Regions from separate parts of the Homo sapiens genome. Here all the other regions are linked to region 1. The links are chromatin loops, found by intact Hi-C in ENCODE. Cell type or tissue: GM12878. All regions are shown on one strand.

Region 1 (8,000 bases):
GTGAGACCCCATCTCTACAAAAAAATTTTAAAAATTAGCTGGGCATGGTGGTACATGCCTGTAGTCCCAGCTACTCAGGAGGCTGAGGTGGTAGGATCACTTGAGCCCAGGAGGACAAGACTGCACCACTGCACTCCAGACTGAACAACAGAAATATGTAGAATGGAGTACGTTATATAGCAGGAAAGCCCAATTCCTTTCCTGATGTAATGTAATCTAGATTAAAAATATACAAAATCTCTTTGCTTATTCAATTTTCTTTTTCTTTCTGTGTTTTTTTTTTGTTATTGTTTTTTGTTTTTTTTTGTTTTGTTTTGTTTGAGACAGGGTCTTACTCTGTCACCCAGGCTAGAGTGCAGCAGTGTAATCACAGATCACTGTAGCCTCAACTACTCAGGCTCAAGTGACCCTCCCATCCCAGCCTCCCAGGTAACTAGGACTACATGCACACAGCACCACGCCCAGCTAATTTTCTTATTTTTTGTAGAGACAGCGTCTTGCTATGTTGCCCAGGCTGGCCTTGTAACTCCTAGGCTCAAGCAATACTCCCACTTCAGCCTCCCAAAGTGCTGGGATTACAGGGTGAGCCACCATACCTGACCCAACCAAATCAATTTTCTGTTCATTAATTTTATAATTCAATAGATCTGCCTCTTAGAAATGAAAGGTCCTAAATAGATTATTAGTCCTAATTTGTCCCCTAGGTAGTACTCTTACTATAAATTAACCAACTGACATTCTGTTTGTAAACTTGGATTTTTTTACCTCTGATTAGCAAAAGATAATTTCTAGGAAGCTAGAGCACTGAACAATAAAAATTTTGGAACATAGGGCTTATTTACAAAGATATACTCTAAGGCTACAACTATGACTTTTGCTTTTTAATAATCATCATAATCCCTTATATTAATAAGTACTTATGGCTTACTGCTTCCAACATTCATAATCTGAGTATTCCAACAATTCTATAAGAAAAGCATTAAAAATAAAAATGAGCCAGGCGCGGTGGCTCATGCCTGTAATCTCAGCACTTTGGGAGGCCGAGGTGGGCGGATTATGAGGTCAGGAGTTTGAGACCAGCCTGACCAACATAGTGAAACCCCGTCTCTACTAAAAATACAAAAAAAAATTAGCCAGGTGTGGTGGTGTGCGCCTGTAACCCCAGCTACTCAGGAGGCTGAGGCAGGAGAATCGCTTGAACCCGGGAAGTGGAGGTTGCAGTGAGCCGAGACTGAGCCACTGCACTACAGGCTAGGCAACAGAGTAAGACTCCATCTCAAAAAAAAAAAAAAAATGACCATTTTGCCAATGTAGTAAAAAATTTCAGAAAATCAGGCCAGGCACGGTGGCTCACGCTTGTAATCCCAGCACTTTGGGAGGCTGAGGTGGGCGGATCACCTGAGGTCAGGAGTTCGAGACCAGCCTGGCCAACATGGAAAAACCCTGTCTTTACTAAAAATATGAAATTAGCCAGGCATAGTAATCCCAGCCACTCGGGAGGTTGAGGCAGGAGAATCGCTTGAACCTGGGAGGTGGAGGTTGCAGTGAGCCGAGATTGTGCCACTGCACTCCAACCTGGATGACAGAGCAAGACTCTGTCTCAAAAAACAAAAAAAAAATTCAGAAAATCAAACATAAAAACACCCATAATCCCACACCAGAAATAAATATAATAAATGACTTGGTGTACATACTTCCTAACCATTCCATTATTACAGTTTTTAGTAAAATGGCAGATTACAGCTGGGTGCAGTGGCTCACACCTGTAATCCCAGCACTTTGGGAGCCCAAGGTGGGCGGATCACTTGAGGTCAGGAGTTCGAGACCAGCCTGGCCAACGTGGTGAAATTAAAAATAGAAAAATTAGCCGGTCATGGTGGTCCACGCTTGCAATCCCACATACTTGGGAGGCTGAGGCAGGAGCATCACTTGAACCTGGGAGGCAGAGGATGCAGTGAGCCAAGATCACACCACTGCACTCCAGCCTAGGCAACAGAGCAAGACTCCATCTCAAAAAATAAAATAAATAAAATAAAATGAAATGGCATATTACACTTATAATTTTATAGCTCCCCCTTTTGACATATTAGGATCGTTCTTATAACTAATATATTTAATGGATTAAAAGCATTCCATTCTATAAATATAGCAGAGATTTTTAAAACTCAATCCACTAAGCCTATTTTACAGAAAAGGTAAACCTCAGAGAGGTAAAGTCATACCACAGGGCAAGGTCTATGAACTAAAACCTTGGCCTTCTCATTGCTAACAGAGTATTCTATCCATAATAGTTTCCAAAAGGATTGAAATAGACGGAACATTTTCTGACAAAAACAGCCATTAGACTGACTAAAGTCTGAGATACGTACCTAGCCACATGCGAATGATGCTCATGTAGTCTTTGTTCTTGGCTGAGAGAAGTTTGTCATAGGAAGGGCAGCCTGCCAAAAGGATGCGATCATGGTCCTCACACATGGATATCAGGTGCTGCTCTGCACTGCGGGTGCAGCACACATGATAATGAGCCAGTTTTGTTATGGCATGTCTGATAGAGTCATCAATGGTCCCACTGACTTCCCCACCTTCAATGTGAAGGATTCGGATGTTCATCAAGGCAGCAGATGTGGCCAGAGCCAGGGCATCAAACCTGTCTCCATGAACAATCATGATATCAGGCTTCAGGCGATTAAGGACATCTGGCAGCTTCACTAGGGCCAGGCCTACTGACTCCACCATGGCTGCCTCATCTTCTCCCCTCACAATTGTGTGTAGCCTGGTGTTAATGTCAAAGTCATCTTGTTCAATCATTCGATATGTATTTCTAAAGCCGGGGAGAAATAAAGATATAAGAACATGTTCTTAAACACAGAGCCGTAACATGCAAGAAAAGCAATCTAACACCAACTCTGAAGTGAGAAACATTAAAATAAATAAATTGAAGTATAACTTACAAACATAAAAAGCATAGACCATAAGTGTAAACAGCCTGATTAAGATTCTTTTTTTTTTTTTTTTTTTTTTTTTTGAGATGAAGTCTTGCTCTGTTGCCCAGGCTGGAGTGCAGTAGCGCGATCTAGGCTCACTGCAACTTCTGCCTCCCGGGTTCAAGCGATTCTCCTGCCTCAGCCTCCTGCGTAGCTGGGATTACAGGCATGTACCACCACACCCAGCTAATTTTTCTATTTTTAGTACAGATGGGGTTTTGCCATGTTGGCCAGGCTGGTCTTGAACTCCTGACCTCAGGTGATCCACCCACCTTGACCTACCAAAGTGCTGGGATTACACGCGTGAGCGACTGCACCCGGCCAGAGAATTTTTTTATTAGGAAGAAAGAGACTAAACTTTTAACAGTGGTCAGCACTTTTTATATACACTTAGGGGAAAATGTTTTTTACCCTTTTTTTTATTTTTTTGAGACAGAGTCTCGCTCTGTCGCCCAGGCTGGGGTGCAGTGGTGCGATCTTGACTCACTGCAACCTCCACCTCCCAGGTTCAAGCGATTCTCCTGCCTCAGCCTCCCGAGTAGCTGGGACTACAGGCGTGTGCCATCACGCCCAGCTAATTTTTGTATTTTTAGTAGAGACAGGGTTTCACCATGTTGGCCAGGATGGTCTCAATCTCTTGACCTCGTGATCCGCCCGCCTCGTCCTCCCAAAGTGCTGGGATTACAGGTGTGAGCCACCGTGCCTGGCCAAACCTTTTTTCTTTAAGAAAACATTTCATGGTGAAAAGTCTCTCACTTTTGTCTCCCAGTCATCCAATTCTTCTCCCAAGAAGCAACCAATTTCTTGTGTTAGAATGTACCTTAAACATGCATTTTCATTAAGTACTAGTCAAATTTCCTATTTAACGGTCTCATCAGATAAACACTATTCTTCCACCCTTGGTAACTGTGGTAGGCAGATAAAAAACCTACTACCATTTCCCTGAGAGCCTCTCTTCCACTAGTCTTCCTGTCAAAGCTTTCTCAGAGCAGTAAAAGAACCCACTCAAACTTTCATCTCAGGCTCTAGCTAAAATTTCTGTTCTACTGAGAGGATGCTCCTAAATAGCCAGAATTCATTTTATATTAAAAAAAAATCTGGACGGACGCAGTGGCTCACACCTGTAATCCCAGCACTTTGGGAGGCGGAGGCAGGTGGATCACCTGAGGTTGGGAGTTTGAGACCAGCCTGACCAACATGGAGAAACCCCGTCTCTACTAAAAATACAAAATTAGCCGGGCATGGTGGCGCATGCCTGTAATCCCAGCTACTCGGAAGGCTAAGGCAGGAGAATCACTTGAACCCGGGAGGTGGAAGTTGCAGTGAGCCGAGATCACGCCACTGCACTCCAGCCTGGGCAACAAGAGCAAAACTCCGTCTCAAAAAAAAAAAAAAAAAAAAAAATCTGTGGATCCCTGAGCTATCCATTAAGTTTCTTCTCTACTCTTTAAGTATTTCCTAGTAGCGAATTCCCACCTTGTTTTTAAAGAATAGTCTGAAAAGGACAATTTTATTTTAACGCAAGGTTCTTTCAGATACAGTATTGTATTTGTGATCCTCTTTGGAGACTGCATTAATATATTCATGCCACAAGGGTGCACTAAATGACTTTTTATTACATACATCAAGATGTATGTAATACGCCTTGTTCTCTCAGATTATTCAACCTTTGCTTTTTTTTTTTTTGAGACGGAGTCTCACTCTTGTTGCCCAGGCTGGAGTGCAGTGGTGTGATCTCAGCTCATTGCAACCTCCGCCTCCCGGGTTCAAGTGATTCTCCTGCCTCAGCCTCCCGAGTAGCTAGGACTACGGGCATGCGCCACCACAACTGGCTAATTTTTTTTTTTTTTGTATTTTTCGTAGAGATAGGGTTTCACCATGTTGGCCAGGCTGGTCTCAAATTCCTGACCTCAGGTGATCCACCCACCTCAGCCCCCCAGAGTGCTGGGATTATAGGCATGTGCCACCGTGCCCGGCCCAACTTTCACTTTTTAAATGTAGCCTGTGATTAATAACAAACCTAATGTCAGCAAAATAAATGTCAATGGTGACAGTAATGTAACTCTCTACTTTACCTTGCAGATTAGATTTTTAAAATCTTGTTCCATATCTACTACTTTATATGCTGTTGGCCTATAAACCAGTTTTAAAGATTGCCATTACAGCTCACAAAACAGTTTACATGGAATCACATTATTATACTCATACAATATGTATTTATAAGTGGCATTTGTTTGAATGTAACAACTAATAACAAACAGTAATATTATTTATAGCTACCATTTATCAATCATCTACTAAGCGGCATCATTGTGATGGATGCTCTATATCATGATCTCCATTCCTCACAATAATTTACAATATAAGTTTTCACTACATTATATAATGAGGAAACTGAGGCTCAGAGATGCTAAGTGACTACTCTAAGGCCACATAAAAACTAAGCAGCAGAACAGGAATTTGAAGCTGGGCCCATATGGCTACAAAACCCAAGCTCCTTCTAGCACACTGTTGCAATGAAGAATAAGAAAATGCTTTCATCTTACCCATAGTCATCTATCAGGTGAGAGCCAAGTACCACAACATCAAGTTCAAAGAACTCAGGTTCGGTTTTAATGCCAAACATGATCGGGGCAAGTTTAGAATAATCTGCACGGTTACAAGTAGCAACACAAACCCGCAGCTTTCGGTTATTTCCATTCTTCTCCATGATTTGCTTGTTTCGTTTTGAGAGGTTCTTAAAATAGAGTTCCTGAAATTGCCAAAATAAAAACTTTATAATCAGAATAACTCCTAGATATAACTAAACTTTAAACTTCTCTAAATCAGAAATAGAAATTTTCAGTTTCAAGTCCTTAACCACTATTTAGTACAGTGATTCTTAATCTTTTTTTGCACCTCCACTTATGTGTGACTCTCCCATTGGTATATCCAGAGTTAAGAAACTCCAAGGCTGGGAGTGGTGGCTTACGCCTGTAATCCCAGCACTTTGGGAGGCCGAGGTGGGCAGATCACGAGGTCAGGAGATCAAGACCATCCTGGCTAACGTGGTGAAACCCCGTCTCTACTAAAAAATACAAAAAAAAAAATTAGCTGGGCGTGGTGGCGGGTACCTGTAGTCCCAGCTACTCGGGAGGTTGAGGCAGAAGAATGGCGTGAACCCAGGAGGCGGAGCTTGCAGTGAGCTGAGATCGCACCACCACACTCCAGCCTGGGTGACAGAGCGAGACTCCATCTCAAAAAAAAAAAAAGAAGAAGAAACTCCAGCAAACTAACTGTAACACCACCCCATCCTCTCACACTCAAGAAAACACACTGGAATGCCATTAAGAAGGAGTGATATAAATCAGCTCTTGTTTAAAAGGTGAGGAAATATCAGCTCTTTATTATTAAAAATTACTTGCCATAACTCACAGATGAGCCCAACATAGTAGGTTGTTGCAAAATCAGTTGTTGAGAACCACTGATCTAGTTCAACTCCATCACTTTATAGAAAGGGAAACACAGGTCTTGAGAGGGAAAATTACTGCCCCAACATTCCAGATCATGTCTCATAAGGAACACAGGCTATTCACTCTCACACTATACACTTCCTAAATACAAGGTATTGTGATTAATGCTGGGCAGGAGAAAGATGAGTAAGATAAAAACCTGACCTTCAAGCCCTCATTAGTACCTACACACCAGTGCCAACAAAACTGACAACTCCAAATGCCTATCAGATATCTCCTGCTGTATGTCCTATAAACACCTTAAAGTCAGTGTCCCAAACTGAACTCATTTTCTTTTCGGAAGCTGTTCCTCCTCAATTGTTCTCTGAGTTATGCAATTTCATTCATCCAAATGCCTTCAAATCCTTGTCTTTTCTGTTCTTCACCCCATATCTCCAAAATGCTGTCAATTCCACCCCCTAAATATCTTTCAAATCTATCTCCTCCTCTTCATCCATACAAGGACTTCCCCTAGTCCAGTCCCTCATTTTAGGTCTGGACGATCTTAACAGCTGTCAAGTGGTTTGCCTGTCTCCTATAAACTTTCTTACTTATTTATTTAGAGACAAAGTCTCACTCTGTCGCCCAGGTTGGAGTGCAGTGGCACGAGCTTGGCTCACTACTACCTCCGCCTCCCAGATTCAAGCAATTCTCCTGCCTCAGCCTCCCGAGTAGCTGGGATTATAGGTGCCCACCACCATGCCCAGCTAATTTTTGTATTTTTAGTAGAGATGGGGTTTTGCCATGTTGGCCAGGCTGGTCTTGAACTCCTGGCCTCAAGTGATCCACCCACCTCGGCCTCCCAAAGTGCTGGGATTACAGGCAAGAGCCATTGCGCCCGGCCTCCTACAAACTTTCAAAGTGATCTTCCTTTCCACCATCTCTTCCCTGCCTAAAATTACCCTTCTCTGTGCCAAAGTGCCAGCCATACCAAACTGCCTCCAGTTCAACTAGTGAATCTCCGTATATCTATACCTTTATAGATGCCACCTACTTTTTCCTAAAACTTCCTTTCCTCCTTGCTGGTCTTCTACTCATCCTTCAAAACTCCATCTAAGTGTCATCCTTTCTGGAAAGGCTTCACACAAACCTCAGGTCCTCCTCCCCCACGTTTCTCAGTTGCTGCCTCGCTCTGAGCGTTATGGCCCTCCCATTCACAGATATACTGTTGCTCAGCTCCACTGCTCGCTCATCCCTCCCTGCCATGCTATACCCTCCATTCAAAAAGTAAAATCAGGGGCAAGGAATAAGAGATTTGTTTTATGGAATTTTTTAAAAAGTTTTTACATTTTTGGAGATGGGATCTTGCTATGTTGCCCAAGCTAGAGTGCAGTAGCTATTCACAAGCACGATCATAGCTCATTGCAGCCTGGAACTCCTGGGCTCAAGCAACCCCCCCACCTCAGCCTCCTAAGTAGCTGGAACTACAGGCATACACCACTGAGCCAGACTTGGAACATGTTAAACTTCTCTAAATCAACATAAAATTTCACCTCATGGACTCTGATCTCAATGTTCATGTTTC
Region 2 (8,000 bases), 480 kb after region 1:
ATGGGTGGGAGTGGTGCTTGGGGTGGGATAGGCAGGGGAAGCTCCAGGTGTCAGGTTACACTCCTTGCAGAGCACTGCTGGGCCTGAATGGGAGCCAGGGAGAACGTCCTGCCTTCTCCATCTTTGTTCCTACTAGTTTTTCACAAAGGGACACATGCAGTTTTCCCCTTCATTGTGGGTTCCCTATGTGGGAAAATTCCATTTGCTAGGCCTCAGAACCAGTCCGTGGAACCATGACGGCACCTTCCCCCACCCAGTGTGCCCGATTAGCCTCCAGAGGAGGCTTCTGAAAGGTCAGCTGGTGGGGCATTTCTACCCTGTTGTGGACGATGTGAGGTCAGCACAGACTCCAGGGAGGGCGGCCAGTTTCTACCTAGTCCTGAAAGCAGCACTAAGTTAAATGCTCGCGGGGGTGGGGCAGGAGGGTGGGAAACCCAAGGCTGAGAATACTGTTTGTTTAGAGCGTGATCCACAGAGCATCGAGGGCCCGCTTTCTGTACCTCATTATGTGAAGCCTTGAAGCCTTGTGGTGCCAGCTAAGGGGGGAAGTGCTCAGTGTGGGCCAAGGGAGGAGCTACCCCTGGGGTCCCTCCTGCTGAAAGTCTGGAGTGGTCATGGGGATGAGGGCAGAATTAGATACCTGTCCCAGGACCCTGGTTGAGGGTAGAAAGTCATTTCACGTCGGGAGGAGGCTGGGGGCTGATGCGACACTTGAAAATATATATTTATCATTTTTTTATGACTAGATAAATACTAGAAAATCTAGAAACATAGACAAAAATCCAAAAGAATAAAATAAAAATCACAGCAATCCAATAATCTAGAGTCAACTTCCTTTGACATTCTGGTGTATTTTCTATTAGAATCTGTGTTCTAAACACAGGCCTAGATCTTACATTTGAAGGGCCCAGGGCAAGGGTACAATTGGAGTTCCACATACCATATGTTTAAATATTTAATATTTAAATCATTTTTTCTAAGAAAGATTTTCTTCTGAAACATTCAAAATTATCTGTCAAGACCAAAAGGCAAAACTCAAATTACAATGAGTAAATCTTAAAAATTTAGATGAAAATTATTTCTGTAAAGCAGACATTAAAATTTTTTAAAAACGTTTGATTACATTCCATTAGGTATTAAAAATAGCAAAACTCTATGCTATTTGAATGGCCAGGATCCAGGGTCTATAGTTGTCAATGTAAAGAACTGATATACTTCATACATATTATGTCTGGACCTACACGCAGGGAAATTTAAGAGTGCAATGAATCGTTTGCTATTGCAGAATAGTCTTCAGCTGTTAGGTTCCTCTGGAACCATGAATTAGAACATGAAGAAAAGCAAGGAAATGGACACTTGGCACTGCTGGGAGACTATACTTTGTTATGTAAGAAAATGTTGCATTCCACGCTACCTGAGAGGAAGTGTTTGACAAATTAATTTGTCTATTCTCTTACATGCTTAAGCACGTCCACTGCTCAAATTTTCCCTGTACTCTGAAGCGTCGTCCATCTCTGATGTCAGCCACAGCACAGCCCACGTGGTGTTGTGGCATTGGGATTCAGTCCCTTTTGTCTCAAAGACAGAGGACAAGACCTGGAGACACATCTCCTGGGTCTTGATGATGTTAGTCCCAAGTTAATGTTTAGGGTTACGCTATGCAGCACTGAACACCAGGTCGCAAGTAACAGAAGTGACTGTCTTCATAATAACTATTTGCCTATGTGTGTTTATGAAATGCCGAACACTTTGAATTGTGGGATCTAAGGCATGGACCACACTTACCCAGGTCTAAGGTCTAAGCGTGTGTGTGTGCGTGTGTGCGTGCATGTGCATGTGTGTGCGTGTGTGTGTATATAAAACTATGTATATATTTAATTTAAAATTAATATATTTATTTTAATATTGTAAGGTCTAATTTTAAAAAATACATATATAGAAAATTAGTACTAAATAGTGAGTACCTCTGGAACCACAAATTATATTTTATATGCACAAGGAATTTTAAAATATTAGGAATGTACAATATGTATTATTTCCTCAGTTTTCTAGCATAATTTTTTTCTTTATACATATTCTTCTAAAAATTTATTTTTAATGATTATACAGTATTCCACAAAACAGATATGTCATTATTTATTTATTTATTGAGACAGAGTCTCACTCTGTTGCCCTGGCTGAAGTGCAATGGTGTGACCTTGGCTCACTGCAACCTCTGCCTCCTGGGTTCAAGCGATTCTCCAGCCTTAGACTCCTGAGTAGCTGGGATTACAGGTCGCCGCCACCACGCCCGGCTAATTTTTGTATTTTTAGTAGAGATGAGGTTTCACCAGGTTGGCCAGGCTAGTCTTGAACTCCTAACCTCAAGTGATCCACCTGCCTTGGCCTCCCAAAGTGTTGAGATTGCAGGCATGAGCCACTGGGCCTGGCTGTGTCATCATTTATTAAAGCAGTCCTGTAGTGGTTGTTTCCAATTTTTATGTTGCTTCCAGTTTTTCTCTACTATCAACACCGCCACAATGAACATCCTTGTGTGCATGTAAGCTACATTTCTGGAAGTGGCATCCTCAGGTCGGAGCATATACATTGTGTATATTTAGTTGAGTCAGGGGGCAGCCCCTTTAAAAAGACCCAAGTTTCATTGATAAGCTCTTTTATTTTTTGTTTGTTTAGAGTTGGTCCCAGGGAGACCGAAGCCTGCAGGCAGTACTAGAATTGGCCCAGGGAATGGGGTCTGGAGTTATGGATCCCAACTCTCTCTGAGCTTGGGAGAGTCCCTTCCCCTGTCTGGGCCTCACTTTCTTTATCTGTTCAAAGAAGACTCATTGGTACTGACCTAATGAGAAAAAAAAGGGAAAATAAAAGAAGAACAAAGAGGAGTCAGAGTAGGTTGCAGAGTCCTTGCAATCAGAAACGCTCTGATTCTGGGAGGGTTTGCTTGCTGGGTAAGTGGAGCCAAGCTCCAGCCTCTGGGGCTCTGTCCCTGAGACCATCCTGCCCCCTGCTGGCCAGTTGCCAAATGCCAGCTTTGTTCCTGACTCCCACAGGGAGATTCCCCGGAAATTTGCTGGACTCCCAGCAAGTCAGTTGCCCACTGTGAAAGCAGGAGGCTACAAGAGTATGAGAAGTGAGCGCCAACATTGCTACAATTCATTTAGCTGCTGTTTCACTTCTGGAAATTACATTCTTTGGGCTGTGCTTCCAAATGTCTCATTTCATTCATTTGTTCAGCAAATGCTTCCAAGTTCCTCCTTTGTGTCTGGGCTATGTTAGGGGGCTGGAGACACAGTGTTTGCCTGCAAAAAATGCACAGGCTAGATAGGGCCAAAGAACTGGCCATAGGTTACTACCATACAGAGGACAGAGAGGGGCACAGAGAAAAGCCTTCAGATGTTTAATTATTAGGCTATTGCTGGGCTTTCAAACCCCTGATCCTCATCTGTCTAGATAAAGAGCATAAATAGATGTATACTGGGTTGAATAGCATCCCTCCCTAACACTTGTCCACCCAGAACCTGTGAATGCAATACAGGGTCTTTGCAGATGTAATCAAGTAAAGATGAGGTCATGCTAGTGGGCCCTAATCCAATGATGGGTGTCCTTATAAGACGAGGAGACAGAGACCCAGAGAGACATGCAGAGGGGAAGGCCATGTGAAGGCACTCATAAGTCCCAGAATGGCGGGGATTGCCAGGAACCACCAGCAATTAGAAGAGGCAAGGAAGGATTTCTCCCCTGGAGAGACCATGGCTAGCTGACACCTTAATTTTGGACTTTGGGCCTCCAGAGATACGGGACAATACATTGATGTTGTTCTAAGCCACCCAGTTTGTGGTAATTTGTTGCAGCAGCCCTTGGAAACTAATGCAACAAACTTCTTGAGGATGAAAGTTAGCAAACTGAGGAGTACTCGGAATCCAAGTGAGTGAGTGTGTGTGTGTGTGTGTGTGTGTGTCAGGGTGGGAGGAGCTGGAAGTTTCAAGTTACAGCTTCATCTTGGCTGACTGGCTGTGTGTCCTTGGGTAAGTCCCTTCCTTCCCCTCTCTGGGCATTGGTTTCTTGGCCTATATAGGAAGACATTAGACTAGCCCAGTAGCCTTTGCAATTCATTCTGCTGCTGTTTCATTTCCGAAAACTGCATTCTTTGGGACCATGACAAAACCTTTTTTTGTCCTTTTTTAAAGAATCTGGACCCTTTTTTTTTCTCAAACAAAAGTAAACATATTGCCCCGCATATAAATGAGCACAGCTAAGCTGTGCCAGGCACAGGGTTCTGGGGCTGGTGAAGTACTTTTGGGATTTCCTGACCCTTCTCCAAGAACACCAAGGTTGTGCTGGATCCTGTACTGGCCCCTCTGGCATTCAGAAGGTGACATATGATGTCAAATAACTGTGGGTAATCCCAGAGTGAGTCCCTTTCTTCATGATTTAACAGGAAGGTTTATTTAGTCCTTGGGGTTTATGAGTTTGGGATCACAGAGCTTTTATGTGGACTCAGGAAGGGTGAGTGTATCAGTTTCCTGTGGCTGCTGTAACAAATGGCCACAGAGCTGGTGGCTTCAAACAACCGAAATTTATTCTCTTGTAGTTCTGGAGGCCAGAAGCCTCAAATCAGTCTCACCGGGTGGAAACGGAGGTGCTGGTGGAGCCATGCTCTCTCCACAGGCTCTAAGGGAGATTCCTTTCCTCGTGGCTTCCAGAACCTGGCGACTGCCTGTGTTCCTGGCTTGGGGCCACATCTCTCCAATCTCTGCTTCTGTGGCCACACTACCATTTCCTCTGCCTGTGTTACATCTCCCCCTACCTCTGTCTTATGAGGACACTTGTGACTGTATTTATCCCCTGCCCCCAGATAATCGAGGATCATCTATCTCATTTTCAATTTATCCACATCTGCAGAGTCTATTTTGCTGTATAAGGTAAGTGCACAGTCTAATCTGGGAATTAGACCCTGATACTGGGGCCATCATTCAGTGCACTGTAGAAGGTGATATATCCATGATGAAGCCCATGGCAGAGACCAACTCTGTCAGTCTCCTCTCTTATTCTCATTACTCCCACCCTCCCTCTCTGCCCAGGAAAGAAGCTATAGAAGGCATTTGGAACCCTTTTTTGGGTAAGGGGCGGAGGCGGGGAGGGAGGAGGCTGTGGCATTGTTTGCCGGCCAACCTCCTGGGCAGCTCCTGCTGAGCTGAGGACACAGGAAGGCAGAGCCATTCCCATGGAGAAATAGAACAAGGCCCAACCTGGCAGCCATGTCTGGAGGCAGCCCTTTGTCAAAAGTTCATCTGACCAGGGAGAGAAATTGCATACTCAGAGTTAGATCTTGTGCAAGGAGCTTCCCCATGCCATGTAATCCTCTCAAGAACCCTCTGAGACAGAGGTTATTAGGACCACTTTACAGATGAGAAAACAGGCTCTGGGAAGGAAAGTGACTTTCCAAGCTACATAGTGTTAAAAGAAAAACTTCAGCTGAATTAAATGTAAAGGAATTTAATTGAGCAATGAACGATTCGAGAATCGTGCAGCTCCCAGAATCACAGCAGATTTGGAGAGACTCCAGGGATGCCTCCTGGTCAGAACAAATTTATAGACAACAAAAGGGAAGTGACGTACAGAAATCGAAAGTGAGGTACAGAAACAGTTGATTGCTCACAGTTTGGCGTTTGCCTTATTTGAACACAGTTTAAACACTTAGTGGTCTATGAGTGGTTGAAGTATGCCGCTGGGATTGGACAAAACTCAGCTGTTGTTACAGGCACATACTCCTAAGTTAGGTTTTCAATCTTGTCAGCCTGTTAAGCTAGGTTACAGTTTGTCCACAAGGACTCAGATATAGAAGTATGGAGTTCTGGCTGGGTGCGGTGGCTCACATCTGCAATCCCAGCACTTTGGGAGGCTGAGGTGGGTAGACCACTTGAGGTCAGGAGTTCGAGACCAGCCTGGCTAATATGGTGAAATCCTGTTGCTTCCAAAAATGTAAAAAATTAGCCAGGCGTGATGGTGCGTGCCTGTAATCCCAGCTACTCAGGAGGCTGAGGCAGGAGAATCGCTTGAACCCGGGAGGCGGAGGTTGCAGTGAGCTGAGATTGTGCCACTGCCCTCCAGCCTGGGTGATAGAGTGAGACTCCATGTCAAAAAAAAAAAAAAAAAAAAAAAAAGAAGGACGGAATTCTTCTCAGGCCATATTTAGTTTGCTTTAACAATAGCTAGTGAATGGTGGTGCTGGAGACCAAAGCCAGCACTGCCTGCAGGTTTCAGAATCTGTTTGGATCTGGGTTTCTGCTGCTCTGAGCTAAGCAGCATGCTGTGAGCATGGGGTCAGAGCACTGGACTCGGGTCTAGGAGTAGATCCTTCCCTTCTCAGTGGTTCTACTGTGGGCAGGTTATTCCAGTTCTCAGAGCCTCTGTTTCCTTGTCTGTAGAGCGGGCTGAGAATCCTTGACCTAAGCCCTGGGTTAAGAAGTTCCAGGGAACACATATTCAGGAAAGCCTTTGTACACCCACTGCCCACAGAGGAGGGGTTGATTGTAGTTCAGGTTTTCCTGGACCAGCAAGCTGTGGGTGGTCTTCCAGGAGGAACGGTGCTGAGAACAGGGGTTGTGGGTCTGGCCCCGACAAGGTTAACAGACCCCTCCAAAGGTACCTGGCAGGCAGGGAGGTGCCTCCAAAGCAGTCTAGCTCTAGGGGACGGCCATTCAGGGTAATTCAACAGACATTCATTCACTGGGTAGCCATTCTGGGACAAGCTCTGACTGGGTGATGATGACAAGACGTGGTGGTCTCCACTTTCAGTGACCTCTTCAAGAGAGATGGGCATGTACATAGTTGTAAGAGAAAACAGTGCAGGATCAGGCCCGGCGGAGTCATAAATAAGTACATGGGACACAGAACAGAGGCAGGGCCCGTGGGTGGGCAGTGACATTATGATCCACTATGTGGTCCGGTTTCTTCAGCTCCTCTGATTTGTTCATCACTCTCATCCTGGGGACAGAGAAAGAATAGTTATTATTGCCATAAATAACTTATTGCTTTAAAATTAAAAATGTAATGGCTACCACAGAGCATGTAGAAGATGCATATAAGCAAAAAGAAGATAAAAGGCATTTACAATCCCATTGCTCAGTTATCAATCTCATTACTCCATTGTCAATACTTTGGAGTATTTCTTTCAACTAATTTTTTTCCACAGATTTTACTCTGCACACTATTTTGTAGCCTTCTTTTTAGAAAACCTAACAACAAATAATTTTGTGTTACTAATGGTTTTGTGAACCTATGTGTTTAACTGGATATACAATATTCCATCAAATGGTTGTATCATACTTTAACCAGCCCCTAATGATCAGATATTTGGTTTGTTTCCTTTTTTTTTCACTATTGTAAGCAGAATCTGGAATAAAATTCCTGAAATTTTTACATCTTTAATTATTTCCTCCAGACAAATTCCATATATATATATATAAAATTTGAGACAGGGTTTTGTCGGGGCAAGGTGGCTGATGCCTGTAATCATAGCTCTTTGGGAGGCTGAGGCTAGGAGTTCAAGACCAACCTGGCCAACATGATGAAACCCCATCTCTACTAAAAATGCAAAAAATAAAAAATTAGCTTGGTGCCATGGCACTCGCCTGTAGTCCCAGCTACTCGGAAAGCTGAGGCATGAGAATCACTTGAACCCAGGAGGTGGAGGTTGCAGTGAGCCGAGATCGAGCCACTGTACTCCAGCCTGGGTGACAGAGTGAGACCCTGTCTCAAATATATATATTTGAGACAAGGTCTTTGTCACCCAGGCTGGAGTGCAGTGACATGATCATGGCCCACTGCAGCCTCACCTCCTGGGGGCAAATGATCCCCCCGTCTCAGCTCCCGAGTAGCTGGAATCACAGGAGTGCACTACCACACCCGATTGATTTTTTTGGATTTTTAGTAGAGACAAAGATGAGGTCCCGCTTTGTTGCCCAGGTTGATCTTGAACTCCTGGGTTCAAGCAATCCTCC
Region 3 (8,000 bases), 310 kb after region 1:
CGGGTATGGGGGCGGTGCCTGTAATCCCAGCTACTCAGGAGGCCGAGGCAGGAGAATTGCTTGAACCCAGGAGACAGAGGTTGCAGTGAGCTGAGATCACACCATTGCACTCCAGCCTGGGCAACAGAACAAGACTCCGTCCCCCTCCCCCACAAAAAAAAAAGGCCTGGTGTGGTGGCTCACACCTGTAATCCCAGCACTTTCAGAGGCCGAGGTGGGCAGACCACCTGAGGTCAGGAGTTTGAGACTAGCCTGGCCAACATGGTGAAACCCCGTCTCTACTAAAATACAAACATTGGCTGGACGTGGTGGTGGGTGCCTGTAATCCCCAGCTACTCGAGTGGTTGCGGCAGGAGAATTGCTTGAACACGGCAGGCAGAGGTTGCTGAGATCGTGCCATTGTACTTCAGCCTGGACGGCAAGAGCATAACTCTGTCTCAAAAACACATACACAGCCGGGCGCGGTGGCTCACGCCTGTAATCCCAGCACTCTGGGAGGCCGAGACGGGCGGATCACAAGGTCAGGAGATCGAGACCATCTTGGCTAACACAGTGAAACCCCATCTCTACTAAAAAATACAAAAAGTTAGCCGGGCATAGTGGTGGGCGCCGTGCCTGTAGTCCCAGCTACTCAGGAGGCTGAGGCAGGAGAATGGCGTGAACCCGGGAGGCGGAGCTTGCAGTGAGCCGAGATCGCGCCACTGCACTCCAGCACTCTAGCCTGGGTGACAGAGCAAGACTCCGTCTCAAAAAACAAACAAACAAAAACAAACACACACACACACACACACCAAAAAAAAAAAAACCCACAGAACAATACAATTTTATTTATTTATTTATTTATTTACAGAAACGAGGTCTCATTATATTGCCCAGGCTGGTCTTGAACTCCTGAGCTCAAGTGATCCTCCCGCCTCCGCGTCCCGATATGCTGGGATTACAAGCATGAGCCACCATGCCTGGCCCAGAATAATATAATTTGGGGCTTCTTAAGTTTAGTGTGCCTGCGAATCACCAAGGGATCTCTTTAAATTTCAGATATGATTCAGCAGGTCTTTGGCAGGGCCTGAGGCTCTGCATTTCTTTTGTTGTTATTTCGAGACAGAGTCTAGCTATGTCACCCAGGGTGGAGTGCAGTGGTGCGATCACTGCTCACTGCAGTCTTGCCTTCCTGGGCTCAAGCAGTCCTCCCATCTCAGCCTCCCAAGTAGCTGGGACTGCATGCCACCACACCCGGCTAATTTTTTTTTTTTTTTTTTGAGATGGAGTCTTGCTCTGTCGCCCAGGCTGGAGTGCAATGATGTGGTCTCAGCTCACTGCAACCCCTGCCTCCCGGGTTCGAGCGATTCTCTTCCTCAGCCTCCCAAGTAGCTGGGACTACAGGCGCCCACCACACCCAGCTAATTGTTGTATTTTTTTAAATAGAGACGGGGTTTCACTATGTTGGCCAGGCTTGTCTCAAACTGCTCACCTCATGATCCGCCCACCTCAGCCTCCCAAAGTGCTGGGATTACAGGTGTGAGCCACCGCACCCGGCCTAATTTTTGTATTTTTTGTAGAGACAGGGTTTCGCCGTGTTGCCCAGGCTGGTCTCGAACTTCTGGGCTCAAGTGACCCTCCTGCCTCAGCCTCTGAAAGTGTTGGGATTATAGGCGTGAGCCACTGTGCCCTGCCAGGCCCTGCATTTCTAACAAGCTCTTAGGTGACATCCGTGCTGGTTGTCTGCTGACATTTTGAGTAGCAAAGATATAATTTTCAAATACCATAACTCAGCTTTAATAACTGTTAACTACTGGTCAGCTTTGTTTCCATCTTCTTATCCATTCTCTGCCCCAGATGATTTTGAAGTAAATCTTGGACATTCTATGATTTACGTGTATTTAATTACATATCTCATTGAAAACTTCAGAATGCTTCCTTTGAAAAATATAATCATAATAGCATCAGGAGCGCCTCAAAAGTTTAACAATGACTTCTTTTTTTATTATTTTTATTTTTTATTTATTTTTTTATTTTTTGAGACAGAGTCTCGCTCTGTCGCCCAGGCTGGAGTGCAGTGGCACAATCTCGGCTCACTGCAACCTCCACCTCACGGGTTCACGCCGTTCTCCTGCCTCAGCCTCCCGAGTAGCTGGGACTATAGGCGCCAGCCATCACGCCTGGCTAATTTTTTGTATTTTAAGTAGAGACGGGGTTTTACCGTGTTAGCCAGGATGGTCTCGATCTCCTGACCTTGTGATCTGCCCGCCTTGGTCTCCCAAAGTGCTAGGACTACAGGCAGGAGCCACCGCGCCTGCCCTAACAGTGATTTCTGAGTATCATCCAGTATCCAGTCAATTCACATTTCCCTGATTGTCCCATGAATGCTTTTTTATTGTGATTTGTTAATATGTCTCTTCAGTCATTTTTTATTTTATTTATTTATATATTTTTGAGATGGAGTCTTGCTCTGTCACCCAGGCTACAGTGCAGTGGTGTCATCTCAGCTCACTGAAACCTTTGCCTCCCAGGTTCAAGTGATTCTCCTGCCTCAGCCTCCTGAGTAGCTGGGATTACAGGCTCGCACCACCATGCCCAGCTATTTTTAGTAGAGACAGGGTTTCACCTTGTTGGTTAGGCTGGTCTCGAACTCCTGACCTCGTGATCTGCTCGCCTCAGCCTCCCAAAGTGCTGGGATTACAGGCGTGAGCCACCATGCCCGGCCTCTTCAGTCATTTTTAACCTGAAGATTCTCCTTTCAGCTTTTTCTTTTCCTTACTTTTATTTATTTATTTATTTTTAAGAAACTAGGTATTTGTTCTGTAGAGTTTTCCAGTGTGGATTTTGCTGCCAACATCCTCCTGATGTTGTTGAGCATGTTCCTTTCTCTCTTGTATTTCCTATAAATTGGTATGGATCCAGAGCCTTAATTGGATTCAGGTTTGATTTTTTTGACAAGGCTACCTAATACACAGTGCTGTGCATTCCATCAGGAGGTGCCTCATGTCTTCTTGTCTTTCTGTCCATAATCTTTGTAAAGGAGTCATCTCGCCTAACAATGGAACCCGTGATTGGGGTCTGCTGCCACCGGGTGGTAGCAGCATGCCATAGCCGCAGGTTCAAGGAGTAGTAAAAGGGAAAAAACACTGCTGTGAGATCCCAGACGGCAGGACTTGTCCTCTTCATTGAACCTACAATAAATCATCATGATTCTCAAACACGATACTTCAAAGCTACTTTTATTTTATTATTATTATTATTTTTGTTATTATTGTTTTTGAGACGGAGTCTCACTCTGTAGCCCAAGCTGGAGTGCAGTGGCGTGATCTCGGCTCACTGCAACCTTCGCCTCTGGGACTCAAGCGATTCTCCTGCCTCAGCCTCTCGAGGAGATGGGACTAGAGGCACCCACCACCATGCCCAGTTAATTTTTTTTTTTTGTATTTTTAGTAGAGACCAGGTTTCACCATGTTGCCCTGGGTGGTCTCGAACTCCTAAGCTCAGGAGATCCACTCGCCTTGGCCTCCCAAAGTGCTGTGATTACAGGCGTGAGTCACCACACCTGGCCTATTATTATTATTTTTTAGAGACAGTCACCCAGGCTGGAGTGCAGTGGCACAATCATTGCTCACTGCAGCCTCAATCTCTCGGGCTCAAGCTATTCTCCCATCTCAGCCTCTTGAGTAGCGGGGACCACAGGCACACACCACCACGCCTGGCTAGTCTTTTTTTTTTTGCTTTTTTCTTTTGGTAGAGATGTGGTCTCACTAAGTTGCCCAGGAGCAAAGCTACTTTTAAAATGAGGCTGGGCACTGTGGCTCATGCCTGTAATCCTGAACTGAGGCAGGAGGATTGCTTGAGGTCAGGAGTTCAAGGCCAGCCTGGCCTACATGGTGAAACCTCATCTCTACTAAAAATACAAAAGTTAGCCAGGTGTCCAGGTGCAGTGGCTCACTCCTGTAATCCCAGCACTTTGGGAGGCCGAGGTGGGCGGAACACCTGAGGTCGGGACCAGCCTGACCAAGAGAGAGAAACCCTGTCTCTACTAAAAAGACAAAATTAGCCGTCGTGGTGGCGTGTGCCTGTAATCCCAGCTGTTCAGGCCGAGGTTGGCGGAACACCTGAGGTTGGGAATTCGAGACCAGCCTGACAAACAGGGAGAAACCCTGTCTCTGAGGCTGAGGCAGGAGAATCACTTAAACCTGGGAGAAGGAAGTTGCAGTGAGCCGAGACTGTGCCATTGCACCCCGGCCTGGGCAACAAGAGCGGAGCTCTGTCTCAAAAAAAAAAAAAAAAAGAAAATTAGCCAGGCATGGTGGTGCATGCTTGTAGTCCCAGCTACTCTGGAGACTGAGGCAGGAGAATCACTTGAACCTGGGAGGTGGAGGTTGCAGTGAGCCGAGATCAGGCCACTGCACTCCAGCCTCGACAACAGAGCAAGACTGTCTCAAAATAAATACATAAATAAATTAGTTAAATTAAATTAAACAATGCTGCTGGGTGCAGTGGGCTGACGCCTATAATCCCAGCACTTTGAGAGGTGGAGGCATGAGGATTGCCTGAGCCTAGGATTTCAAGGCTGCAGTGAACTATGATCAGCCACTGTACTCCAGCCTGGGTAACACAGCAAAACCCTGTCTCTAAAAAAATAAAATAGTCTAATGCTGTCTAATAGCATGAAATAATAGTTACAATTTATTAAGCCCAAGAACCTTATATCCATATCTCATTTAATTCTCACAACACCCAGGAATATTAAACCATGGTGTTCATGTTTTGTAAAACAGTGGTGATGCTGGAGTTTGCTGTCAAGACTTGTTCTCAACCATTTCTGTGCCAATCTTCTGTTTTGGTCTATATTGGAGTCACTTGTCCTTCCTGTCTCCACCCGACATCCCCTTACAGTGGTGCTGTTATTTTTTCTGTTTGTCCCACTGTCCTCCATTGCCATCCATTCCCCCTGGGAGACTGAACTTTCTCTTTAGTTTTTTTTTTTTTTTTTTAAAGACAGAGTCTCGCTCTGTCGCCCAGGCTGGAGTGCAGTGGCACAATCTCAGCTCACTGCGACCGCCACCTCCCAGGTTCAAGCAATTGTCCTGCCTCAGCCTCCCGAGTAGCTGGGATTAAAAGAGCACCCCACCACACCTGGCAAATTTTTGTATTTTTAGTAGAGACGGGGTTTCACCATGTTGGCCAGGCTGGTCTCAAACTCCTGACCTCAAGTGATCCACCTGCCTTGGCCTCCCAAAGTGCTAGGATTACAGGCATGAGCCACCACACCTGGTCTTACTTTTCCTTTCTTTCTTTCTTTTTTTTTTTTTTGAGATGGAGTTTGTGCTCTGTTGCCCAGGCTGGAGTGCAATGGCACGATCTCAGGTTACTGCAACCACCGCCTATTAGGTTCAAGCGATTCTCTCACCTCAGCCTCCCGAGTAGCTGGGATTACAGGCGTCCAACACCACGCCTGGCTAGTTTTTGTATTTTTTTGTTTATTTATTTTTTTTTGTGACAGAGTCTCCCTTCGTCGCCCAGGCTGGAGTGCAGTGGCGCAATCTCGGCTCACTGCCTCTGCCTTCCGGTTCAGTCAATTCTCCTGTCTCAGCCTCCCTAGTAGCTGGGACTACGGGCACACGCCACCATGGCCAGCTAATTTTTTGTTTCTGTTTTGTTTTGTTTTGTTTTGTCTTGTTTTTGAAACAGAGTCATGCTCTTGTTGCCCAGGTTGGAGTGCAATGGCACGATCTCGGCTCACTGCAACCTCTGCCTCCTGGATTCAATGGATTCTCCTGCCTCAGCCTCCCAAGTAGCTGGGATTACAGGTGCCCACCACCATGCCCAGCTAATTTTTTTTTTTGTATTTTTAGTAGAGACGGGGTTTCACCATGTTGACCAGGCTACTCCCAAACTCGGACGACCTGAAGTCGGAAGTTCGAGACCAGCAGGACCAACATGGAGAAACCCCGTCTCTACTAAAAATACAAAAAATTAGCCAGGCGTGGTGTTACATGCTTGTAATTCCAGCTACTTGGGAGGCTGAGGCAGGAGAATCACTTGAACCCAGGAGGTAGAGGTTGCAGTGAGCCGAGATTGCGCCATTGCCCTCTGGCCTGGGAGACAAGAGTGAAACTCCGTCTCAAAAAAAAAAAAAAAGTTTATCCTTTTTCCCTCTGGGCTCCATGCAGGTCCCTTTCCTTCTCCACTTTTGTTCCCAGCAATTTACGGTTTCCTTGATTATCATTTCTCTGATAACTATGTTACCAGAAAGGGCTCCTGATGCACATCCTAAGAGAGGGTTCTTGGATCTCACACAAGAAAGAATTCAGGGTGAGTCACTAGAGTAAGTGAAAGCAAGTTTATTAGGAAAGTAAAGGAAGAAAGGAATGCCTACTTTACAGACAGAGCAGCCCTGAGGGATGCTGGTTGCCCATTTTTATGGTTATTTCTTGATGATATGCTAAACAAGGGGTAAATTATTCATGCCTCCCCTTTTTAGACCATATTGGGTGACTTCCTGACGTTGCCATGGCATTTGTAAACTGTCATGGTGCTGGTGGGAACGTAGCAGTCAGGACACCCAGAGGTCACTCTCGTCGCCATCTTGGTTTTCGTGGGTTTTAACTGGCTCCTTTACTGCAACATGTTTTATCAGCAAGGTCTGTATGACCTGTATCTTGTGCTGACCTCCTATCTCATCCTGTGACTTAGAATGCCTTAACCTTCTGGGAATGCAGCCTAGTAGGTTTCAGCCTCATTTTACCCAGCTTTATTCAAGACGGAGTTGCTGTAGTTCAAATGCCTCTGACAATTATACCCTCTTAGTTATGTGCTTTCTGTTCTCTTGGTTAAGGTTTGTTCGCTTGTTTTTGAGACAGGTTCTCTCTCTCTTGCCCAGGCTGAAGTGCAGTGGCGTGATGTTGGGTCACTGCAAACTCCACCTCTGGGGTTCAAGCTATTCTCCTGCCTCAGCCTCCCGATAAGCTGGGATTACAGGCACCCACCACCAAGCCTGGCTAATTTTTGCATTTTTAGTAGAGACAGGGTTTCACCATGTTTGCCAGGCTGGTCTCGAACTCCTGGCCTCATGTGATCTGGCCGTCTCAGCCTCTCAAAGTGCTGGGATTACAGGCATGAGCCACTGTGCCCAGCTTTGGTTAAGGTTTGAAGGTGTCACAGGGTGAACTCCAGAATTGGGGTTCAGCCTGGGAGACCCCTTGGGTTCCTGGCTTCACAGGAAGGAATTCACAGCCTGGTTAACATGGTGAAATGCCATCTCTACACAAATACATATATTAGGTGGGTGTGGTGGCACATGCCTGTAATCCCAGCTACTCAGGAGGCTGAGGCACAAGAATCACTTGAACCCCGGAGGCAGGGGTTACAATGAGCTGAGATCGCACCACTACACTCCAGCCTGGGCGACAGAGTGAGACTGTCTTAAAAAAATAAATAAGTAGCTGGGAGTGGTGGCTCACTCCTGTAATCCCAACACTTTGGGAGGCTGAGGGGGGGTGGATCACGAGATCAGGAGTTCGAGACCAGCCTGACCAGCATGGTGAAACCTGGTTTTTACTGAAAATACAAAAAATTAGCCGGGCGGGGTGGTGCGTGCCTGTAATTCCAGCTACTTGGGAGGTTGAGGCAGGAGAATTGCTTGAACCCAGGAGGCAAAGGTTGCAGTGAGCTGAGATCGCGCCATTGCACTCTAGCTTGGGCAACAAGGGCGAAACTCCGTCTCAAAAAAATAATAAATAAATAAATAAAAAGTAGCCTCCATAGGCAGAGCAGCCCTGAGGGCTGGTGGGTGGCTCTTTTTATGGTTATTATGGTTATTTCTTTATTATATGCTAAACAAGGAGTGGATTCTTCATGAGTTTTCCAGGAAAGTGGCAGGGAATTCCTGGAACCTAGGGTTCCTCTTTCTTTCAGAGCATATAGGGTAACTTCCAGACATTGCCAGGGTGTTTGTAAACTGTCATTGCACTTGTGGGAGCTTCCTTTAGCATGCTAATGTATTATAATTA
Region 4 (8,000 bases), 82 kb after region 1:
CGCAGTGCATCACTCAGAGCTGAGAGGAGCCCTGCCCAGCTCAGCAGGCCCAGGGTCCTGAAGAAGGTGTTGTTGGCCCAAGGCCCCCAGGCAGCCCTGGGATGGCACAGGTGGCTCCTCACCTGTCTGGAGGCCCTCGACAGCCCCTGAGGCCTTTCCCAAGAAGGCCTTCACCCTGGATCTAATCTGGAAGGGAGGAATCTTCCTCTAGTAGTAAAAGGGGTAGTCCTCTCTTAAAAAAGGAGGCTTCCTTCTGAGGCCTCCTGAAGTCAGCCTTGTCTTAGCTGCCACAATTACACGCTAACACCCAGTTGCCCAGGCTTCTCTCTAGAGCTCTAAGTCTGGTCATCCAGCTTGTCTGTTGGACATCTGCCCTTGCGTGTGCCCTGGGCACCTCCCAGCACGTGAAGTCCAGTCCTCCTCACTCATGGGTACTCTGCTCTCCTTCCTTACTCTTCTCAAAACCTGCTCCTCTAATATTCACTCCTTACGGGACTGTTCCCACCAGCCCCCTAACCAGTTCGAGCCCAAGTGTTATTCTCCACTCCTTCATTCAAGAAACATTTATTTGGCCTGCAGTGGCTCAAGCCTGTAATCCCAGCACTTTGGGAGGCCGAGGCAGGCAGATCGCTTGAGGTCAGGAGTTTGAGACCAGCCTGGCCAACATGGTGAAACCCATCTCTACTAAAAATACAAAAATTAGCCAGGCGGTGGTGGTGTGCACCTGTAATTCCAGCTACTTGGGAGGCTGAGGCAGGAGAATCGCTTGAGCCTGGGAGGCAGAGGTTACAGTGAGCCGAGATTGCGCCACTGAACTTCAGCCTGGGTGACACAGCGAGACTCTGTCACATACACACACACACACACACACACACACACACACACACACACACGCATTTATTCAACCCCTGCTATGTGCCAGGCCCTGTGCTGGGCTCTAGAGGTAAAGGCATGAGTCAGTGCCAGCACAAGATGCTTGCAGGTTAGTGGAAAGCACACCTTTCCACCCAGGGAAGGGAAAAAATGAGAACTTGGCAAGCTCACAACAGGAGGAGGGTGTAGAGCGTCTTGCTCCCTGGCTTATAAGATTCAGGAAAGGTTTCCTGGAGGAGGGGATACCAGAATTGAGTCAGGGGAGAAGACAGAGGAGGGAGGAAGAGGACTTCCAGGCAGAGGGGAATGTGGGGCCCAGTGTGTCTCGGGGAACTGGGAACAGGCTGACGCTGCCAGAGTGTAGTATGCCGGGCAAGGGAGTCCTGGCAGCCAAGGCTGGAGCCATCATCAGGAGCAGGTTAAGAAGGCTCTTGTTGCGAAGGGGAGCATCTAATAAGATTGGACTTTGTCCTGTGGCAGGGGAGAGCCATTTAAGGGTTTGGAGCTATGGGTGGGAGTCGGGGGTAAAGGGGCCACGATCAGGTTGTATTTGAGTGATTCCCTCTGGAGGCTGTGCAGAGGTCTGAATATGAAAGTGAGGGGTACAAAGCAGGAAGCGAGATCGTGGAAAGGCAGGAGATGATGGGGCCTGAACTAGGGCTGTGGAGGAAAGGGAGAGGAAAGGACCGTTCACTAGGCGTTGGGGAGGCAGAAGATGAAAGAGTCAAGGATGACCCTCCTGTTTCTGGCTAGGGTATCCGGTGAATGGTAGGCCAGCAATGGAGCCAGGCAGTACAGGAGAAGAAATGTGTTTGCGGGGAAGTTTGAAGAGTCCATATTTGGATATGTTGAGTTTGAGTGCCTACAGCTGGGGTGTCCAATCTTTTGGCTTTTCTGGGCCGCACATAAAACTCTATCACTAATGATAGCTGATGAGCTGAAAAAAAATTGCCAAAAAATCTCATGTTTTAAGAAAGATAAGGAATTTGTGTTGGGCCACATTCAAAGCTGTCCCGGGCTGCATGTGGGCCCGCGGGCCATGGGTTGGACAACTTGGCCTACAGGATATTCAGGAGGATAACTTCAGGAGGAGATGTTTAGCAGGAAACACAAGGAGAAGTGGGACTGGAGATAGGAATCTCTGTGTTAGGGGAACTGTAAAAAGGTTGCTGATGCAAGTAGGAGAGGATGCACTAGCTCCAGGAAGAGTGCGCAGAATGGGAAAATGGTGAGGGTCATATCCTGGTGAGCCCTGATGGGAACGGGTGGGCCAGAGAAAAAGAAACTCAGGAGAAAGAACTCAGAGAGCAACACTGAGGATTTAGTGAGAGGAGTATCACATGACAGCCAAAGGGCGAGTCATGGGAGCCGCAGCAGCCTTCCTCTGGCCTGTCCCTGCCAGGCCTCCACACCTCGATATGCAGAGAGTCTCACACCACAGAGCAGTCCAGCAGCACAAAGACTGGAACGTGTTTATTAGACCTGACATTTAGGAAGCCACTGGCAAACCTGTGGTTGGGAGAGGCAGGCCTCGGCCGACATGGTAGCTCCAGTCTCAACCGTACCTATGGCACTGTGGAAGGAGCATGGGAGTGGAATTCATATGCAGCAATCAGTCTTGTTCAGCACAGAGGAGGCTTGATTTTAAAGCTAAACAAATTTGCATTTTGGAATGCAACCAAAGCTAGGCACGGTGCCTCACGCCTGTAATCCCAGCACTTTGGGAGGCTGAGGCGGGCGGATCACTTGAGGTCAGGAGTTCGAGACCAGCCTGTCCAACATGGTGAAACCCTGTCTCTACTAAAAATACAAAAATTAGCCGGGTGTCATAGTGGGTGCCTGTAATCCCAGCTACTCGGGAGGCTGAGGCAGGAGAATCACTTGAACCCGGGAGGTGGAGTTTGCAGTGAGCTGAGATCATACCACTGCACTCCAGCCTGGGCGACAGAATGAGACTCTGTCTCAAAAGAAAAAAAAAGAATACAACCAGAAAAAAAAAATCCGTTATTAAATATTCAAAAACCACATAAACTTTTAGAAGCCCCACTCTGCAGGGAATAAACACAACATTGCTCAAGAAGGAATGAGGTTGTAAGCTGTAGCGATCCTGGACTATTCTGGCAGGCAGATTTCTAATGTATGCTTTCCACGAATAAAAGCAATATGAAAGCACATTAACTGTTTATAACCGTGTCAGTCCTGACCTGTGCATTAAGAAGCTTGTACTGTATTTGGAACTTGGTTTTGAACAACAGCGCCTCCTGGTGTAAATGTCATGCATAAATACTTTACTAGCATAGTGGCAATATTCTAATAGAAATATTGCTGCTCTGATACTTTTTTACTTAAAAAGCAAGTTAAAAACATGTTTTGGGATGAGGAAAGTGATATGGAGGACTTGTTTAGGTTTTATGTAGTACAGCATTAGGGATATTGATAAAGCTGTCATTTAAGATGATAAAAATTCATCTGCCCTTGCATTGTACAGCTGTACTTCTATAAAGTGTCACAGAGTGGGGTCTACCACTTATTTTTTTAATGAAATTTATAGCCGGGTGCGGTGGCTCATGCCTGTAATCTCAGCACTTTGGGAGTCCGAGGCGGGCAGATCACCTGAGGAATTCGAAACCAGCCTGACCAACCAACATGGAGAAACCCTGTCTCTACTAAAAATACAAAAAAAAATTAGCCGGGCATGGTGGCGCATGCCTGTAGTTCCAGCTACTTGGGAGGCTGAGGCAGGAGAATCACTTGAACCTGGAAGGCGGACACTGCAGTGAGTCGAGATCGCGCCACTGCACTTCAGCCTGGGCAACAAGAGCAAAACTCAAAAAAAAAAGTTTATAAAATGATACAGAAGATTGAACAATGAATTTCTCAAATTGAACCATTTGTGTAACCAAGCACGTAGATCAACAAATAAAAAATGACTGACAGCCCAGATGCCTCCTCATGCCCTGAACTCCTGTAGGTCACGACTGCCTGGCTAGGGTAATCACGGTCACGTCTTCTCACATCACAGATCAATTCTGCTTGTTGATATTTCTATGACTGGAACAATTTGTAAGAATATTCTCACAAGTATATTGAATAAGACACAAGAGTGTGTTCTTTTGGATCTTATTCAATACATTAGCAACATTTACCCATGTTGCTTGGTGTAGTTGGTTTTCTCTTTGCTGTATAAAAACCATTGTAAAGCTCAACCATAATTTATCATCAGTCCTATGGTCGATAAACATTTGGATTGTTTCCAGGGTTGGGCTTTTATAGCCTGCTATGAACATTATTGTACATGCCTTTTGGTGCCCATATGCATGCATTTTATTAGGAATATACCTAGAAGAAGAATGACTGGGTTATAGCGCATGAACTTTAGTAGACAATGCCAACCAGTTGTCTAAATTGGTTGTTCCAATTTATATTACCATCAACAGCAGATGAGAATTTCAGTTTGCTTCACATCCTCACCAACATATGGTATTGTTAATCTTTCTAATTATAGATATTTTCTGGTGGGTATATGTCATCGTACTTTTTAAAAGCAGCTTTATTAAGACACAGTTCAATTATAGATAATTGCACCATACAATTGATCCACTTACTGTGTACAATTCAGTGGCTTCCAGTATACTTGGAGTTGTCATCCATCACCATAATCAATTTTAGAACATTTTCATTACCCCCCAAATAAACTTTATAGCCTTTCATTATCACCCTCAACTCCACCATCCCCTCAGCTCTAGTCTACCACTGATCTATTAATACTTTCTCTGTAGAGTTGCCAATTCTTAACATTTCATATAAACAGAATCATACAGGCCAGGCACGGTGGCTCACGCCTGTAATCCCAGCACTTTGGGAGGCCGAGGCTAGCAGATCACAAGGTCAGGAGATCGAGACCATCCTGGCTAACACGGTGAAACCCTGTCTCTACTAAAAATACAAAAAATTAGCTGGGTGTGGTGGCGACGCCTGTAATCCCAGCTACTAGGGAGGCTGAGGCAGGAGAGTGGCGTGAACCCGGGAGGCGGAGCTTGCAGTGAGCAGAGATCGCGCCACTGCACTCCAGCCTGGGCGACAGAGCGAGACTCTGTCTCAAAAAATAATAAAATAAAAATAAACAGAATCATACAATAAGTGGCCTTTTGTGTCTGGCTGCTTTCACTTAGCATGTCTTCAAGGTTCACTAGATTTTGATTCTCCATGTGGGACACAGGTTGTAGGCTTCCTATTCCCTTTAAGCTCATCTATCTGATGATACATTTCATAGTGAATTTATCTTCATGGACCTACCAGGAAGCAGTGCTACTCTAAATCAATCTGTGAGAGCATGACTGAGGTTTATCTTTGACTGCAGGAATGAGTGAGCTTTGTTAACATTTTCTAGGCCAAATTATTTTGGCCATCCTTTATGATGAGACATTCTGAAGTCTCAAGTTCATTTGTTGGAACAGATCCAAATGATTTATTGAGTTGAAACAAATCTGGCTATTTTTTGAGAGGGGTTTTCGCTCTTGTTGCCCAGGCTGGAGTGCAATGGCACAATCTTGGTCATCACAACCTCCACCTCCCGGGCTCAAGTGATTCTCCTACCTCAGCCTCCCGAGTAGCTGGGATTACAGGCATGTGCCACGATGCCTGACTAATTTTGTATTTTTAGTAGAGATGGGATTTCTCCATGTTGGTCAGGCTGGTCTCAAACTCCCAACCTCAGGTGATCTGCTTGCCTCGGCCTCCCAAAATGCTGGGATTTCAGGGATGAGCCACCGTACCCGGCCTGAATTGGGCTTTTCTTTCAAGTATCCCTACAGCCGATCTTATTGCTGACATCTATGTAGAGGCATGGGAACTTCCACCCAGCTGAAGAAGATACACACGTGGGAGGTGGCCATGTGAAGACAGAAGCAGAGATTGGAGTTATGTCTACAAGCCAAGATAAGCCAAGGGTTGCTAGCAGCCATCAGAAACTAGGAAAGGCATGGAATGAATTCTCCCCCAGAGCCATCACAGAAAACCAACTCTGCCAACATCTTGACTTTTAACTTGTGGCCTCAACTATGAGAGAATAACTTTGCTTTAAGCCATCACATTTGTGGTAACTTGTTATGGCAGCACTAAGAAATGAATACACTAAAGACCTGATTTCAAAGCTGCCTGGCATAAGCTGGTGCTCAATAAAAGCTCGCGGAGCTGAGTTAGGTTGTGAATATTCCTTAGCAAGGACCTGGACCTCTCTTTGTGTGTGTTGAACAAGAATAACTGAACGTGAGCTCTTTTTCCTGATTTGTTTCCCTAACTAAAATTTAGTAGCTTGGATCAGAGAGATGGTCCCAGTTTCCTGTAGATCTTCTGGAATTAGAGTAAATGTGACCTATTTTCCTCTTTAATGGCATCAAGGCTGGGGCATTCTGAGTGTGAATCACCATGGATAGTGACACATTTTTTATTGGCAAGGGGACCGGCCTTATTTTGGTAGATGAGTTGTTATTTTCCTCTGATTCAGCTTAAGTTTAGTACTGATGTCCAAAAGCAGAAAAGGAGAAAAAGAGCCAATTAGGATGTCTGGATACCATACTGCTTACACTGACTACAGAAATGTCTATCATACTAGGGTTAAGTTTGAACTATCAGAAATCTGCCTCAGCACACATTTGGAGAATTTTTTTTTTTTTAAAGACAGGGCCTCACTCTGTCATCCAGGCTGGAGTGCAGTGGCATGATCAGAGCTCACTGCAGCCTCCACCTCCTGGGCTCAGGCAATTCTCCTGCCTCAGCCTCCCTAGTAGCCTGGACTACAGATGTGCACCATCACGTCCGGCTTTTTTTTTTTTTTTGGTATTTTTTGTAGAGATGAGGTTTCGCCATGTTGACCAGCCTGGTCTCAAACTCCTGAGCTCAAGCCATCAGCCAGACTCAGCCTCTCAAAGTGCTGAGATTACAGGTGTGAGCCACCACACCCAACTGGAGAACTCTTCACCAGAAGATATACAATAACCACCTTATTTAGCCAGACTAGTGGGTCCTGGCAGACTCCTAGGTGTGGACCATTGGTTATTAACCAGTCACCATGTATTGTTCCCATGTGTAGACCAAGAACTAGACATTTGAAGGGGATGTGGATTTCTTCTTCCTGAACAAGTCACTTCTTCTATATAGTGGGAAAACATCCAAACTAATTCTACCACATATTTTCAGATTATAAGGTGACATTCAATATTCCTGGCTGTCACTATGTTTTTCCCTTGTTCCTTTTCCTATATTTCCTGCCAAATTAGGAGACAGAGATACATGAAAAGGTCAAGAGTATGTGTGCTGTAGAGTATCTCAAGAGGAATCCACCCCATCTCAAAGTGGGGCTCAAGTTTCCTACCCCCAATTCTTTGGAATGCTGAATTTTATGAGGATCAAATTATTTTTTTTTTTGAGACGGAGTCTCACTCTGTTGCCCAGACTGGAGTGCAGTGACATGATCTTGGCTCACTGCAACCTCTGCCTCCTGGGTTCAAGTGATTCTCCTGCCTCAGCCTCCCGAGTAGCTGGGATTACAGTAGGCATCTGCTACCTCGCCCGGCTTTTTCTTTTTTTTGAGATGGAGTCTCGCTGGGTCACCAGGCTGGAGTGCAGTGGTGCGATCTCAGCTCACTGCAACCTCTACCTCCTGGGTTCAAATGATTCTCCTGCCTCAGCCTCCCAAGTAGCTGGGACTACAGACATGCGCCACCACACCCAGCAAATTTTTATATTTTTAGTAGAGACAGGGTTTCACCATGTTTGCCAGGATGGTCTCGATCTCTTGACCGCATGATCCGCCTGCCTTGGCCTCCCAAAGTGTTGGGATTACAGGCGTGAGCCACCATGCCCAGCCCTTTTTTTTTTTTTTTGTATGTTTAGTAGAGATGGGGTTTCACCATGTTGGCTAGGCTGGTCTTGAACTCCTGGCCTCAAGTGATCCACCCACCTTGGCCTCCAAAGTACTGGGATTACAGACGGGAGCCACTGTGCCTGGCCCAATTATTTTAAATAGCTGTGAATTCAAGCAAATATATCTGAAGATTTACTGACAAACAAGGAGCTTTGTTCTTGAATCTATGGCAGCTTCAGAGAAATTAAGACTGCTTTAAAAA

What was found. Hi-C counts contacts between places; a loop is a spot of excess contacts. Peaks named below come from ENCODE experiments on the same cell type or tissue, not always from the same donor. Only the 100,000 strongest peaks of a DNase experiment are listed, where the experiment ranks them.
Region 2: it touches region 1 in a loop (8-fold over the local background); 4 of 110 quality-filtered maps call a loop at or near these places.
Region 3: it touches region 1 in a loop (6-fold over the local background); 6 of 110 quality-filtered maps call a loop at or near these places.
Region 4: it touches region 1 in a loop (8-fold over the local background); 83 of 110 quality-filtered maps call a loop at or near these places.

What each region holds. Positions count from the first base shown.
Region 1 is chr9:36,243,662-36,251,661 of GRCh38, forward strand. It overlaps GNE (glucosamine (UDP-N-acetyl)-2-epimerase/N-acetylmannosamine kinase), which reads right to left. Exons shown (of 12, transcript NM_005476.7): 2 at 5,531-5,736; 3 at 2,370-2,821. The coding sequence starts at 5,694. Among named protein-coding and RNA genes, the nearest start is that of GNE, 11 kb to the right of the region's middle. RefSeq lists a silencer at 1,475-1,645. In GM12878, a CTCF peak has its summit at 4,566; no DNase peak of the experiment used is centred here; H3K4me3 peaks cover 436 bases; H3K27ac peaks cover 978 bases.
Region 2 is chr9:36,726,099-36,734,098 of GRCh38, forward strand. No RefSeq gene overlaps it. Among named protein-coding and RNA genes, the nearest start is that of MIR4475, 94 kb to the right of the region's middle. RefSeq lists an enhancer at 1-337. In GM12878, a CTCF peak has its summit at 3,006 (motif pointing left); DNase peaks (open chromatin) are centred at 2,963 and 5,673.
Region 3 is chr9:36,552,950-36,560,949 of GRCh38, forward strand. No RefSeq gene overlaps it. Among named protein-coding and RNA genes, the nearest start is that of MELK, 16 kb to the right of the region's middle. RefSeq lists an enhancer at 5,316-5,926. In GM12878, a CTCF peak has its summit at 3,060; a DNase peak (open chromatin) is centred at 3,012.
Region 4 is chr9:36,325,877-36,333,876 of GRCh38, forward strand. No RefSeq gene overlaps it. Among named protein-coding and RNA genes, the nearest start is that of RNF38, 70 kb to the right of the region's middle. In GM12878, a CTCF peak has its summit at 3,130 (motif pointing left); a DNase peak (open chromatin) is centred at 3,139.